Linked DNA regions of Homo sapiens: region 2 is linked to region 1. Evidence: chromatin loops called from intact Hi-C (ENCODE). Cell type or tissue: endothelial cell of umbilical vein. All regions are shown on one strand.

Evidence for each region. Peaks named below come from ENCODE experiments on the same cell type or tissue, not always from the same donor. Only the 100,000 strongest peaks of a DNase experiment are listed, where the experiment ranks them.
Region 2: it touches region 1 in a loop (5-fold over the local background); 3 of 110 quality-filtered maps call a loop at or near these places.

What each region holds. Positions count from the first base shown.
Region 1 is chr5:179,491,227-179,499,226 of GRCh38, forward strand. LOC124901224 (U4 spliceosomal RNA) reads right to left here and starts at 931; the gene lies at 789-931. RefSeq lists an enhancer at 4,893-4,942. In endothelial cell of umbilical vein, a CTCF peak has its summit at 3,007 (motif pointing left); a DNase peak (open chromatin) is centred at 2,985.
Region 2 is chr5:179,056,610-179,064,609 of GRCh38, forward strand. ZNF354C (zinc finger protein 354C) reads left to right here and starts at 3,764. Exons shown (of 5, transcript NM_014594.3): 1 at 3,764-4,057; 2 at 5,406-5,486. The coding sequence starts at 5,460. RefSeq lists an enhancer at 4,083-4,618. In endothelial cell of umbilical vein, no CTCF peak of the experiment used is centred here; a DNase peak (open chromatin) is centred at 3,712; H3K4me3 peaks cover 1,343 bases; H3K27ac peaks cover 431 bases.

The DNA of each region.
Region 1 (8,000 bases):
ACTGAGATGTGGGGATGGTTTGTTACACAGCATAAGTGTGACAATAGCTAACTGATACTCAGAGGGCAAGTGCCACTGCAGCAAACATGAGGAGGAATTCCTGAGCCTTTATATTAAAGTGGCTGCTCTCACTAGAGACACGATTGGACTCTGGCTGGTGCGATGACTCACACCTGCAGTCCCAACACTTGGGAGGCCAAGAGCAGAGGATTGCTTGAGCCCAGGAGTTTGAAAGCAGGCTGGGCAATGGATCAAGACTCCATCTCTACAACAACAACAACAAAAACACAGTGTTTTGAACTGAAGGAGCCATACAAAGGATGTCATACAGATTTATTAAATTCAAAACCAGGCTGGGCACGGTGGCTCACACCTGTAATCCCAGCACTTTGGGAGGCAGAGGTGGGCGGATTACCCGAGGTCAGAAGTTCAAGACCAGCCTGGTCAACATGGTGAAACCCCGTCTCTACTAAAAATACAAAAATTAGTCAGGCGTGGTGGTGCACGCCTCTAATCCCAGCTACTTGGGAGGCTGAGGCAGGAGAATTGATTGAACCTAGGAGGTGGAAGTTGCAGTGAGTCAGGATTGCGCCACTGCACTCGAGCCTGGGCGACAAGAGCGAAAGTCAGTTAAAAAAAAATCCAGAAAAACTACTTTTCTGGAATGCAAATCAGAATAGTGGCTGCTTGGGGATTAGGGGACAAGGGAAGTTGAGTAGACTGTAAAGGGATTGGGGGGAATTTTCTACAATGGTGGCAATGTTTTCTGCCTTGATTGGGGTGTTGGCTACAGATAGATATTTGTAAAAAGCCATTGAATTATATATTTAAGATCTGTGTGTTTTACTAAACTATTCCTCAATTTTTCAATTAGCAATAATCACGCCTCGGATAAACCTCATTGGCTATGATACTGCCACTGCACAAAGCTATTCCTCAATTTTTAAAAACATGTCTGTATGGAGTGGATACCCAGACCAGGGTGAGGCTGAGGTGCAAACAGGCCTACCTGAGGTGCCGGGCAGCCTTCCAAGACTCCAAGACTAGGTGGGCTCTGGGCAGACAAAGCCTCCCTCTCACAAAAGGTCTGGGAACCCTTTTCAGGGGGCTCAGAGTCCGGCCACATCTCTAGGTTTTCTGACGTCCTAGACACACCATGAGAAAGAACTTTGACTGGGCTCTCAATCTGGTTGGTGACCTAGGATATGGGGCTCATACCCAGGACCAAGAACCCAGGGCTTCTATCCAGAGCCTAGGACTTGGGGCTTATACCCACGGCCTAAAACCTGGGGCATATACCCAGGGCCTAGGACACAGGTTTATGCCCAGGGCCTAGGACACAAGGCTAATACCTAGAAAGAACACAGAACTTACACCCAGGGCCTGGAACTCGGGGCTTATAACCAGGGCCTAGGACATGGGGCTTATACCCAGAGACTAGGACACAAGGCTTATAACCAGAAAGGACACAGAACTTATATTCAGGGCCTAGAACCCGGGGCTTATACCCAGGGATTAGGACATGGGGCTTATACCCAGAGCCTAGGACACAAGGCTTATACCCAGAAAGGACGTGGGGCTTATACTCAGAGCCTAGGACACAAGGTTTATACCCAGAGCCTAGGACATGGGGCTTATACTCAAAGCCTAGGACATGGGGCTTATACCCAGAGCCTAGGAAACACAAGGCTTATATGCAGAAAGGACACAGGGCTTATACCCGGAGCCTAGGACATGGGGTTTAACCCAAGGTCTAGGACACAAGATTTATACCCAGAGCCTAGGACAAGGGGCTGAGAACCAGAGAATAGGACACAAGGCTTATACCCAGAACCTAGGACAGAAGGTTTATACCCAGAGCCTAGGACACAAGGCTTGTATCCAGAGCCTAGGACCCGGGGCTTCTACCCAGAGCCTAGGACCCAGGCCTTACACCTAGAGCCTAGGAGGCGGGGCTTACACCCAGAGCCTAGAACCCGGGGCTTATACCCAGAGTCTAGGACCCTAGGCTTATACCCAGGGCCTAGGAAGCAAGGCTTATACCCAGAGCCTAGGACACAAGGTTTATATGCAGAACCTAGGACCCGGGGCTTATACCCAGAACCTAGGACACAAGGCTTATACCCAGAGGCTAGGACGCGGGGCTCATATTCAGAGCGTAGGACACAGAGCCTGTATTCAGAACACACTAACCTGGAAACAGATGCTCTGAAACACAACTAGGAGAAAACCTGGCAAATGTCAGTCGTGATTGTCTCTTGTCCCCATGCAATAGGATTACAAGTGTTTTCCTTTTCTTTGTTCTTGTTGGTTCCTTATAAATTTAAAATAAATGATTAACCTCAAAAGTATTTGTGGACATGTGATTACATATAGAAGAGTGATTGTTAAATATTCTTTCTCAGGATAGCTTTATACTCTGAAAATCTCCTGTGGACCCTAAGGAACTTTACGTGAATTGCATCTATCAATTTTACTGTAATACAGATTAAATTTGAGGAGGTTTTGAAATATTTACTTATTTTAAAATAGTAATGATTCCACAGTGTCTACATATTTCAAAACATCATGTTGTACACGTTAAATAATTTCATTTTCAATTAAAAATAAGCTTTAAAAAGAATTCAAATTGCTCAATTTTTTAAATTAAAAACAACAAACCCATTGTTGTATGTTAACAATAAATAATTTTGTATGGAAAGCAACAATATCTTCTGCAAAATTAGTGAGTTGCATTGCCGCTGGCAAATCTCTAGGTAGATGTCTGAGCTGATTCTCAGATCTGCTTTTGCCTTCAATCTGTTACAATGTCACACATCACAGCATCTCTGGAAAATTCCACTGTATACTCATGGGAGAATAAGAATGAAAAAAGGCAAATCACATCTTACCATTATTATGAAAATAGTTTTGGCTACACTTTGAGAACTACTAATATAGAGTATAATCACAACTGTATAAAAATAGGCAAATAAAATTTCTGAGTAAAAGTGTCATGGTGCCACCTCGTGTCATCTTTAATTATTGCAATGCCTGCTTACCGAACTTGTCTGTGCACACGTATCAGGTTGGTGCAAAAGTAATCACGGTTTTTGTCTGGGCATGGTGGCTCACGCCTGTAATCCCAGCACTTTGGGAAGCCGAGGTGTGCAGATCACCTGAGGTCAGGAGTTCAAGACCAGCCTGGCCAACATGGTGAAACCCCGTCTCTACTAAAAATACAAAAATTAGCCAGGAGTGGTGGCGCACACCTGTAATCCCAGCTACTGGGGAGGCTGAGGCAGGAGAATCACTTGAACCCCAGAGGCAGAGGCTGCGGTGAGCTGAGATCACCCCATTGCACTCCAGCCTGGGCGACAGAGTAAGACTGTGTCTCAAAAAAAAAAAGTAATCGCAGTTTTTGCTATTGAAAGTAATGGCAAAAGCTGCGATTACTTTTGCACCAACCTAATAGTATATGGGGTGTGTGTGCATAATATGGTTTGTGCATGCAGGCTGCGGACATGTGTGGAAGTATGTGTATCAGTGGTGTGTGTGCAAGTATGTGTGAATATGGTGTGTGCATGTAGTGTGGTGTAAATGTGTGTGCACGCAGTGTCTACATATGGCTTGTATGTGCCTGTATTGCGTGTGTTGTGGATGTGCATGCATGCAGTATGTGGCATATGTGTGTGTTCCTGTGGGCCATGTGTGCATGTGATGTGTACCTATGATGTGTATGTGTACACATGATGCACGTGTGTTTGTTGGTGATGCGGGTCATATATGTGCATGTGGTACATGTGTATCATGTGAATGTGGGGCCTTGTGTAGTGTGGTAGGTGGTATACGTGTGTATGTGTTACAGTCTGTGTTGTGTGTGCGTGCAGTGTGTGTTGCTGCGGTGCGTGTGCGTGTGCCTGTGCCTGTGTTACGTGTGGCATGTGTTGTAGGTCTGTTTGTGTGTGGGGGAGGTGGTGTGTGTTTAGGACTCACACATGGAAGAATGGAAGTAATATTTCACCCCCATCTGCATGCATGCCTGCTCTGTGCTTCCCTTAACATTCAGAAAACATATTTTAAGCTGCCCAGAAAGTATCAGGCAGGCCTGAGTCCCAAGAGACTTCCATTCATTCCTCTCCGACTTCATCCTGTCAGCCTCCTGAGCTAGGCATTGCCTCCTTTTCACAGACTGAGAGGCACAGTTGCTTGCTTCAACTAACAAGTAGTGGATCCAGGATTCAGACGTGGGTCTTCTGACCAAGGAGGAATTCAATCATCTTGTACTAATGTTATAAAAATTAGCAATAAATGTGAATGTAACATAACATGAATGTTATAAAAATCGTTTATATGGTAGGATCAAAAATGTGTAAAAAGGCAAACAGACTTCTGAATAAAAATAATAGGACAGCATCAGCGGGGCACCATCTCCGCTCCCTGACTGTTTCCATCTTGTGTTTGTGTGCATTCAGACCACGCACAGTTAGGAAGGCATTCACTAGTAATCAGCAGGACACCCTCTCCACTCCCTGACTGTTTCCATCGTGTGTTCGTGTGCATTCAGGCCATGTACACAGTTAGGAAGGCATTCACTAGTAATCACTGGGCACTGACTTTATGCCAAGTGCTGTGCAAGGTGCTTTCACATTCAAGTATAAAGGCGGCAAACACAAATTATCCGGCTCAAACATCACATGTGCAAAATGTAACTCATTATTTTTCATAACACAGTTTTAATTTCTGATTCCAATTTCTGAAAATGTAATCCAGTCCCTCTCAGAAAATTTCAGCCCCCAGCCCCATGTACGGTCACTCAGATCCTGCAGGTGGATTTAGACCAACCTGTCCTTCTCTCCCTTTCCTCAGAGTGGTGCCCTGGCATCAGGGAGAACGATGACTGGCCCCTGGCTCCCTAGCATCTGCCTGAGTAGCACATGATGGGCTGGCATCTGTGCCCACCAGCATCCACGGAAGTCCTCCGCAGGGATGGACTGTGCTTGGAGCCTGGGGCCCGGAGTCTGGGAAGGAGGAGGAGGAGGATGCTGATTCCAGAAAGACTTTGCCAAGCTCGCCTCCATCCTGGTCCCTTCCTCTCCCGCCAGCTAGGAGGGGGAAGCACTCGAGGTGCATGCTTTTGTGGCAGCTACACGTGCCCCTGGGGTTTATCAGTCCTCGCTCAAGAAACCCAGGGACACGTAGCTGCTCTCCCTCCCACCCCCTCTCCTCTAGCTCCTGGGTGCTGGGACCCTGCAGCCAGCAGACTTTCCTTCTCAGATGGACACTGCCTCACACGACCCAGCCTGGGGGCCCTCTCCTGGCCTGTGGACCTTATCTCCCAGCTCCCACCAACCTGCATTCTTCCCCACTCTTTTTTTATGTAGAAAAATGTTGAGACAGAGTCCTTCAGGATGTGTCTCTTGATGGCCAAAGCAAATCAAACACATCTTGATTTTCAAACTGGTATCTCCTCTGCTGTGAGCTCTTCAAATCCATTCGGAAACTCAGTTGGCTGCTGCTTCTTTCTGGCTGTGAGGTCTCATGGTCCACCTTTCCCTGGGCCAGGACAGAGCCTTGAAAAAGCCCACGGGGACCACAGTGAAAGTAAGAGCAGTAACTGACATGCAGGGAGATTGCTGGGGCTCAGTCCGACCCCAGGCACACCCGCAGAGCGCCCTGAGAAAAAGGCACGGGGCTTCTCCATAGGACAGCTCAGTGGCAAGGGCCTTGTTGGCCGACTCACCTGCCATTGCTTACCTGCCACTGCCTTCCCCGAGAGAGGGACTTGCCTCCTGCCTCATGCAGGCTGCCAAGAGCCTAGATCCTGACCAGCTCAGTCTGGAGGGGCCTCACCCCCAACAGAAGCAGGAAAAGCCAGGCCACCGAGAATAGAGGCCGGGTCTCAACAGAATCCCCTGGGGAGCTGGAACATATGCAGTCCTGGGCTCCACCTCAGAGATTTGAGTCAGGAGGTCTGGGGCAGGGCCTAAGAATCTGCATTTCCAACAGGCACCCAGGGGATGCCAGAATGCCATGGGTCCAAGACTACACTGAGCAGCACTGATGGGAAGGACATAGTAGCTTGAGCGGCAGGGACCCAAGCTAAGCATCAGAGCGGGGTTGGCCAGTGAAGAAACAAGACAGAATCAGAAAAAAAAAAACTGTAATGAGAAGAACCCTTAAAGAGATTGGTTTTTTCATATTGTTTCTTTGCAATATCTTCTTGACTCTCCTTAAGAGTTCTCGCTACAGTCATTTTTATTATAATTTTTATTTATTTTATATTATTGTATGTTATTTATTTTAAAAGACAGGATCTTACCCTGTTGCCCAGGCTAGAGTGCAGTGGCACGATCACAGCTCACCATAACCTCTAAGTCATGGGCTCAAGTGATCCTCCCATCTCAGCTTCCTGAATAGCTGGGACCACAGGCATGCGCCACCATGCCTGGTTAATTTTTTAGTGTTTTGTACAGATGGGGTTTAACTGTGTTGTCCAGGCTGGTCTCAAACTCCTGGCCTCAAGCAATGCTTCTCCCTCAGCCTCCCAAGGAGCTACAGGTCAGGCCAGGCTCCGCCCACGTGCAGGGCTCGTGGGGCCTCAGTTTCCCTCTTGGGCATCCCAGGTAGGCAGATCCAGAAGGCCTGGGCTAGGCCACTGCAGGGCAGTGCTGGGGGTGGGGATCTCTCCTGGCCTCCTGTCCCAGCTCCCTCTCCTCTTGAAACCCGGTGAAGTCCGTGCTCTTGTGCGTGTCTGCTGTTTACATTTCTCCCATGGATGTATTTGCCTTCGTTTGCATAAAAAATGCCACAGTCCTAATGAGTTTGCCCATCTGGCAGTGCAGGCCTCCTCTCTGGGCTCGGCTCCACTGAGAGCCTCGAGGGAGCCGTTATAATTGGGCCGCTCCCTTCCAGGATCGGGAAGGACTGTCCCGAGCAGGCTCATGGCTCACGACCTGGCCCAGGGCTCCACGGCAGGCTGGAGCGGGCTCCCTGAACTGTGGGTGTCGTGCCTGTGTGTCCATCAGCAGGGGCATCTGGGCCCACCCTGCCTTGGCCACCACCAAGGTAGGCATTTCACTGTACATTTCAAAATCAAATTGGGGCAGCCTCATGGCACCCCGTGGAACTTGTCCCAGGCTGGAAGGATTTGAATCCTGGAATATGGTGACACAGAACGTGTCCTTTGGAAACTCAGCTGTGGGCAGCGCCTGGCTGGGCTGTGTCAGACAGTGTGTCTTAGCCTCTCAGTGTCACTCTGACGACCCCACACTAAGCCCTCTCCCACCTGATGCTTCCAACCATGACATTTATCGCCCCCTCCCCTGGGCCAAGCAGGCTTGATCCTGGCCTCGGGAGACAGGGGTGAAGGGTTCAAGCCTTGTGGCATGGGAACCTTAGGACACAGGCGCTACCGTGCACTGACATGATTGCTAGAAGAGGGGATGGAGGTGTCCAGGGAATCTGGCGGAAGAGGGTCCTGTGCAGTCTAGCATCAGGCTGTGTCCTCTACGTCTCCATGATTGTGTGGAGAGCCCCAGGCAACCTCTGACTAGAGGCAGTTTCCAGAAAATGGTGATGGAGCCCCCTAACCATCCCGGGAGAGTGGGTGCATGCTGGGGGATGTGGAAAAGCCTAACAGTGGCTTGAAAGCATGGCAGCAGGGCAGGCACAGTGGCTCACACCTGTAATCTCAACACTTTGGGAGGCTGAGGCAGGTGGATGACTTGAGGTCAGGAGTTCGACACCAGCCTGGCCAACAAGGTGAAATCCCGTCTCTACTCAAAATACAAAAATTAGCCAGATGTAGTGGCATGTGCCTGTAATCCCAGCTACTCAGGAGGCTGAGGCAGGAGAATTGCTTGAACCCAGGAGGCGGAGGTTGCAGCGAGCCGGGATCACTCCACTTTACTCCAGGCTGGGCAACAAAGTAAGACTCTGTCACACACACCACACAAAGAAAAACAGTGGCAGCTGGCGGCACCTGGGATGCATTTTCCCTCCTTTTTGCTTTGCTACAG
Region 2 (8,000 bases), 430 kb before region 1:
ACCAGATTTTCAAAGGTGTCAGACTCTCAGTTAGTCTTTCTCAGATCTGGACGAGGGGAGAGCCTCAGAGAAAGCCTATTCACATCTGTTGTTGACTGCACTTCATTTCCTCAACAGATGCAAGTCTCCTCTACAAAAGACAGCTTTTCAGGACTATTCCTGTCTGCAAGCTCTCTGAATAGCCATCTCAAGATATGTCAGGGAAGTATGTTTTGGAGTGAATTATTTTGGTTGCCTTCACACTCATCTCTATCTCAAAACGTATTTATTCCTCTTATTATCTTTCCTCTCTCTCTTCCAGTAAAATTCAAGCTGCATTTGTGCACAGGTTTTGCCAGTTTTGCCCACTGGTGTATTTCCAGAATCTGGCACAATGCTAGGCACAGGATAAGTGTTCAACATAATTTTTGTTGTTGCTGAATGAATCAATAATGAAATCCTATACAGTAATGAAAAGGAATGAACTTTGCATGTATCAAGGTAGACTAATCTAAAAGTGTTTGTGTTGAACACATATATACACATGATACATATATGCATGTATATACACATGATATATATACATATATACACATATAGGCATATACACATATATATGCAGAAATCTTTATATAAAGGGTATCTGCTATATACATACATATTGTATATTGTATAAAAGTTGAATACAATGTACAATTGAAACTATACAATTGTATATTGTATGTATATAGCAGATTACCTTTATATACATACATATTGTATATTGTATGTATATAGCAGGTTGTCTTTTTATAAAGATTTAAAATGTTGCAAAAGTAAACAATGTTTAGGGACACATGCATGTGGAGTAATTATCAAACAAAACAAAGGAATGCTGAAAGCAACTCAGGAAAATGACTTGGGAGCACTGTGAACAAGGCTTCCAAATTTTGGGTAAATTTCTCTTTGGTAACCCAAGTGTTGGGTATGTGGGTATTTGTTTTATTATTATTAAACCATGGGCCTCGCACAGTGGCTCATGCCTCTAATCCCAGCACTTTGGGAGGCTGAGGTGGGCAGATCACGAGGTCAAGAGATCAAGACCATCCTGATCAACATGGTGAAACCCCATCTCTACTAAAAATACAAAAATTAGCTGGGCATGGTGGTACGTGCCTGTAGTCCCAGCTACTCAGGAGGCTGAGGCAGGAGACTGCTTGAACCTAGGAGGTAGAGGTTGCAGTGAGCCAAGGTCGCGCCACTGTACTCCAGCCTGGCGACAGAGTGAGACTCCATCTCAAAATAAATAAATAAATAAATAAATAAAAACAAAAATCTGTGCCTATGAATACATTATCTCCTGTGTATGGTACACATTAAAAGAATTTAAAATAACATAACTATCTTGTGGTTTTGATTTGCATTTCTCTGATGATTAGTAATGTTGAACATTTTTCATATACCTGTTGGCCATTTGAATGTCTTTTTGAGAAATGTCTATTCAGGTCCTTTGCCTATTTTTTTTTTTTTTTTTTTTTTTGAGGCAGGGTCTCACTCTGTCACCCTGGCTGGAGTGCAGTGGTGCTATTTTTGCTCACTGCAGCCTCAACCTCTGGGTTCAAGCAATCCTCTGCGCTCAGCCTCCTGAGTAGCTGGGACTACAGGCCTGCACTGGCATGCCTGGCTAATTTCGTTTATTTTTTGTAAAGACAAGGTCTCACTATGTTGCTGAGGCTGCTCTGGAACCCCTGGGCACGAGTGATCCATCCACTTCCGCCTCCCAAAGTGCCGGGATTACAGGCATGAGTCATTGTGCCCAGCCCTTTGCCCATTTTTAATGGGACTCTTTGTATACTGTTGTGGTTTTTTTTGTTTTGTTTTTTCTTTGAGATGGCATCTCGCTCTGTCACCCAGGCTGGAGTGCAGTGGCATGATCTGAGCTCACTGCAACCTCCACCTCCCAGGTTCAAGGAATTCTCCTGCTTCAGCCTCCCAAGTAGCTGGGGTTTCAGGCATGCACCACCACGCCTGGCTATTTTTGCATTTTTAGTAGAGACGGGGTTTCGCCACATTGGCCTGGCTGGTCACAAACCTGTTATTTGAATTCTTTGTATATACTGGGTATTAGTCCTTTGTTGGATGAGTAATTTATAAATATTTTCTCTCAAGTTGTTGCTTCACTCTGTTGTTTCTTTTGCTGTGCAGACACTTTTTAGATTAATATAGTTGTTTATTTTTCTTTTTGTTGCCTGTGCTTTTGAGGTCTTAGCCACAGACCTCAAAAGCACAGGCAAGAAAAAGAAAAATCTTTGCCTAGATCAATGTCCTGAAGAGTTGTCCCGATGTTTCCTTCTATCAGTTTTATAGTTTGGAGTCTTTAAATCTTTAATCTATCTGGAGTTGACTTTTATATATGTTGAGAGAGAAGGGGTCCAAGTTCATTCTTCTGCATATTATTATCCAGTTTTCCCCAGAACCATTTATTAAAGACGTAGTCCTTTCCTCATTGTGTGTTCTTGGCACCTTTGTTGAAAATCAGTTGGCTGTAAATGGGTGCACTGATTTCTGGGTTCTCTTATTCTGTTCCATGGGGGGGTGTGTGTGTCTATTTTTATACAAATATCATGCTCTTTTGGTTACTAACACTTTCTAATTAGATATAAGCTCACTCCAGTTAGAATGATTATTATTATAAAGACAAAAAAATGACAGATGCCAGTGAGGATTTGGGGAAAAGGGAACTCTTATACACTATTGGTGGGAATGTAAATTAGTACAGCCACTATGGAAAACAGTGTGGAGGTTTCTCAAAAAACTAAAAATGGAACTACCATACAATCCAGCAACCCTACTACTGGTAAAGGGAGAGAAATCAGTATATGAAAAGGATACCTGCACTCACGTTTGTCACTGCACTATTTGCAGTAGCCAAGATATAGACTCAACCTACCAGCAATAGATGAATGGGTAAAGAAAATGTCATACATAGACACAATGGAATACTATTCTGCCATAAAAATGAATGAAATAATGTATTCACAGCAACATGGATGGAGCCGAAGGTCATTATGTTAAGTGAAATAAGCCAGGCACAGAAAGACAAGTACTGCATGTTCTCACTTATATTCGGGAGTTAAAACACTTGATCTCATGGACATAGACAACAGGAGGATAGATACCAAAGGCCAGGAAGGCCAGAAAGGAAGGGGAATGAAGAGAGGTTGGTTATGGGTACAAACATACAGTTAGATGGAAGAAATAATTTCTAATATTTAATAGCAGACTAGGGTGACTATACTTGGCAATAATATTGTGTATATTTCAAAGTAAATCGAAGAGAGGGCTTGAAATGATACCAACGCATAAAAATGATAAATGCTTAAGGTGATGGATACCCCAAATACTGTGACTTGATGATCATTACAGTCTATGCACGTAACAAGCACTCACATGGACCCTATACATTATGTAAATTATTTTGTATCAACAGAAAAGTAATCACAACCAGCGGTGGGAGCTACAGCACACTGATCCTCCTAAATGAATCTAATTTCCGGTTTTGTTTTTTCAAACTACTCCGCTTGCTTAACAAGTGCGCGGGCTGTAGGCAGCACGGCCAGCAGCTGGAGACCTCCTGCCTCGTGTGCGGCGTGCGTACTCCCTCGCACTGCAGCCCCTCCGCGCACTGTCGCCTTTGAGAGCTCTCGTTGGCGGAGGCGGTTCCTCTCCCGGAGTTCGCAGCGCGCACCGCGGCGTCCCCTGGGAAGTGTAGTCGGCGTGGGGCCGGAGGCATGCCGGGAGTGGTAGTTCTCCCGCGGTTGGCGGGGTTTCGGGGACAGCTCGCGGCCTTTCGGGGGTTCTCCTGGCTTGGGCCATCCAGGCTTGGCTAGGATTGCCGGCCTGGGGTTGAGGCGCTCGCAGTGGTCTCTTCCGGGCCGGGGTGGATCCGGGCCTCTCCAGCGAGTGGGCGGCGTGCAGCCTCGTCTGGGCTTCTGGGACCAGCCCTACGCGGCTCGGGCCCCTTGGCCACTGGGTCCCGGGGCGCCGTCCGCGAGCGGCCTGGACTGCCGGAGACCCGCGGGAGGGAGCGCCTCGCCAGGTGAGCTGGGTGCGCCGGGCCGCTGGGGTGGGGATGCCAGCCTTTTGTCGTTGTTCATTCTGCGATTTTCTTCTGTGCATTTTCTTCTGAGTAACGGAAATAATAAAAGCAATAGCTGATGCCCGCCGAGAGCGCTCGGGTGCCAGGCACCAGACTAGCGCATCGCCCGAACGAACTCCGCGCATCCCTGCTAACAGATAGGGTGGCGGTACGCTGTTCCCGCTCTGTCAGGAGGAGACCGAGGCAGAGTGGCGAGGTCATTGCCCCAGATGTAACTGGGGCCTGGGGCTAGGATCAGGATTGCCTTCCCGGCCCTTATGACTTTGGGCAGGTCACGACCTCCTGGTTTTCAGTCTCCGTAACATCTGTAAATGTGAAGATTGAAAATACTGCGTGGAAAACACTCACCGCTTCCTGGGAGGAGGTGCGCTTCGTCGCGTAACCGAGGCCTTGTGTGGCAGCTTCCCCTGGGCTGGTCGAGGCACCCGCTGGAACTGGCCTGGCAGAGCCCCAGGTTGGCTCCATGCTAGGGGGCACCCTGAGTCGCCGCTGCAGATCGCGGGCCTGGAGGCCCTCACACTTGCCCGGCTGCCCCAGGCAGCCTCTTCCCTTGCTTTCTGTGGGGCGGGCACGGTTTCCACCTCTCCCACCTGGGGTTGGTGTTTGGGCAGCGACGGCTGTTTCTGGTTGTGGGTGCCATTAGAGGCGGCACCTGTGGAGTATTAGGAGGGACAGCAAAGCTCTGGCTTTGGGTGGGGACAGTGCCTTAATCCTGTTACCTTGGGTAAAGTGTGGTAAGGCCCGACGAAGATCTAGTAAAGAGGCTGGGAAAGCTGAGTGGTTGGATTATGCTCACAGTTTCTTGGGGAGAACACAGCACTCCACGGAAGGACCACTCAGGGCGAGCAGTGGGGTCTGTCACCAGGGTAGGGATGCGGGGAAGCCTCTTTATCGTGGCTACCATAGGGAGGAAAGGGTGAGGCAGGGCAGGCAGGATGAGGATCAGCTAGCTAGGCTGGGAAGTGGCGCCCCAGGAGACTGGATATTCATTGCGACTTTTAGGTGTGCAGTTCAAAGCTAGCGAAGGACTCCAGACATCCATGGGGGAGTCACGGTTTGCCTAGAGGTAGCTGAGAGGCCCGAAGGTGGAAGTTAAAGAGTCCAAGTGCAGAAATAGAAGTAGGGTTGGCACATTGCCCTAGTAAACTAGTAAACACTCTTCTTGCTTTACATCATTACGGGGGGTGGCTTTTTTGAGACCTGATGGACATTATGGGCGGTTGTAACTTCCTCTCTCCAAGCCATCTCCTGACGCCAGGGTTCCTCTTGACACCTTTTTCCTCTGCAGACCCACCGTGTCCACACTCTGCTCTCCCTGGGCAGGAAGACTGAGGAGGAAGGGATGGCTGTGGATCTGCTGTCTGCTCAGGTGAGAGTGAGTGAAGGTTGTCTTTTTCATCAGTTGGCTTCTGGATTCAGAGATGGTAGACATGTTTCCAGACTTTGTCCAGGTACTTTTTGGTCCAACCAAAACGATGAAGAATCCGGAACCTCAAAAGTTTTTCCCAGTGTCTTGGGCTTAGCAAGGGGCTGCTGAGGAATGTGCCTCTTTTGTCCCGAGACTACTCTTAATTCACCCCGCTCACTCTGTGATCCACATTTGAGGCAGTTCTGAGCATATGCTTCCCACTACACTGGTGCTGGGTGGGGAGAATGGGGCATGAAGCAGTCTCTGTCTTCATAGAGGATATAGTCACACTTGGGGCTAAGATGTGGAAGGGCCGGAAGACAGCCTCCACAAGCATTTATTGAGCCCTATGTACAGGATCCTGTGCAGCACACGGGATGGAAAGAGGAAAGCTGTCATTTCCATCTTCTGGGAGTTCGTGGTATCGATCTTAGGAAACATGATTAAATGTTCAGGGGAAATATCCCAGAAGTGGGGGCATTCTGAGTTTATACTGGAGGCCAGGACTGATATTGGTGCTTAGAGAAGACTAAGGGCATCCCAGAAGGAGTTCAGCGTGGTTTGGGCTTTGAAGCCCAGAAGGAGGCAGGCCTGGGGCCTTCCCCTCCCAGTGCAGCGGGGATGTTAAGCTGTCCAAATGTCCATCTCACCTGTCTGATTGATTCCTCTATTTCCTTCTCTGATTCTTTTCTTTTTTCTCTGCTAGTTTAGCCTCTCTACCTGGGCTCTTTTTTCTTGTTCTTTCCCCATTTAAGATCCATTTTCATTACTTTAACCCTCAGCGTTCTGAGTATCTTCCCCAAATCTGTCCTCAGGCCTGACCTTTTTCCTAGCATTCCTGTCTGTCATTCCGACGTGGAAGTCCCATCTTTCCTTCAACACCAGCTCCCTTTCCTCTAGTCCCCTCCCTTCTGTGCATTTTTTCTGCCATACTCCAAAGCCTATTCTTCATTGACTCCTTTTCCAATAGCCCATAGGCTGGAAATGTGGACTCAGGAGCTTGACTTCATGGCTTCAAATCCAAGCTAGGGATGTAGCCCTGAGCAAGTTATTTTATCTCTCTGTACCCCATTTCCTCAATTTTGGTGGGGTTAATAATATACATACATGACTGAGTTGCTATGAGCATTAGTAACAGTAGTAGCTGGGCACAGTAGCTCACGCCTATAATCCCAGCACTTTTGGGAGGCCAAGACAGAAGGATTGCTTGAGCCCAGAAGTTTGAGACCAACCTGAGCAACATAGTGAGGCCTTGTCACTATACAAAATTAAAAATAAAGTAGCTGGGTGCAGCAGCACCTATAGTCCCAGATACTAAGAAGGCTGAGGTAGGAGGATCACTTGAGCCCAGGAATTCGAGGCTGCAAGTGAGCTATGATTGTGCCACTGCACTCCAGCCTGGGCACGAGAGTGAGACCTTGTCTCAAAAAGAACCCCAAAAAGTAGTAATTACAAGCATATTTGCTGTGAGCCAGGTTCTATGTATTACTATGTATAAAAATATCTATTCCTTTCATATAGTAAGTCATTTAATCCTTACAAGAGGACTGTTAATATCTGGATTGTACAGATGAGGAGACAGGCACAGAGAAGCAAGTAACTTGATCAAGGTCACACAGCTGGCTTTTGATCCCAACAAGACAGTCTATACTGTTAGCATCATGCTCTGAAAAAGTACATTTAAAATGCTGAGAGAAGTGCATGGCACGTATTAAGACCTCCATAAATTCCAGCTGTTACTATGATCAGTATCAGTAACAGCAGCAGCAGCACTATTTTAGGACCTGCCAGATTTGGTGTGCTTCGCCTCACTAGGCCTGATTCCTTAATTAGAAGCAGATGGATATTTCAGGAAACCAAGACGTAAAGACCAGCAAAATGCAGTGCACAGGAATATCCAGCTATTACCTGGGCTATCTGCTGCCCAAAGGTAGGGTTGTTCGCTATCTGAGCTCGCCTACATCCACAGCAGGAGAGACTTACTTCATTTTAGCCAAGGGCAGAGGTAGGTTTGTTTGCAACTCAGAGCCAGTTTTTGTTGTTGTTGTTTTTGGAAGGGGTGACAGCTGATTCAATATCTAATCCTTTTGTGGGTTTTTGTTGTTGTTGTTGTTGCTTTTTTTTAGAGACAGAGTTTTGCTCTGTCGCCCAGGCTGGAGTACAGTGGTGCGATCTCGGCTCACTGCAGGCTGGAAGGAACTCTTGGGCTCCTGCGATCCTCCTGCCTTGGCTTCCCAAAGTGCTGGATTATAGGTGTGAGCAACTGTGCCCGGCCAATATGTAACCCCCCTTTTTTTTTGGAGACAGAGTCTTGCTCAGTCGCCCAGGCTGGAGTGCAGTGGCGCCATCTCGGTTCACTGCAAGCTCCGCCTCCCGGGTTCACGCCATTCTCCTGCCTCAGCCTCCCGAGTAGCTGGGACTACAGGCGCCCACCACCACACTGGCTAATTTTTTTTTTTTTTGTAGAGACGGGGT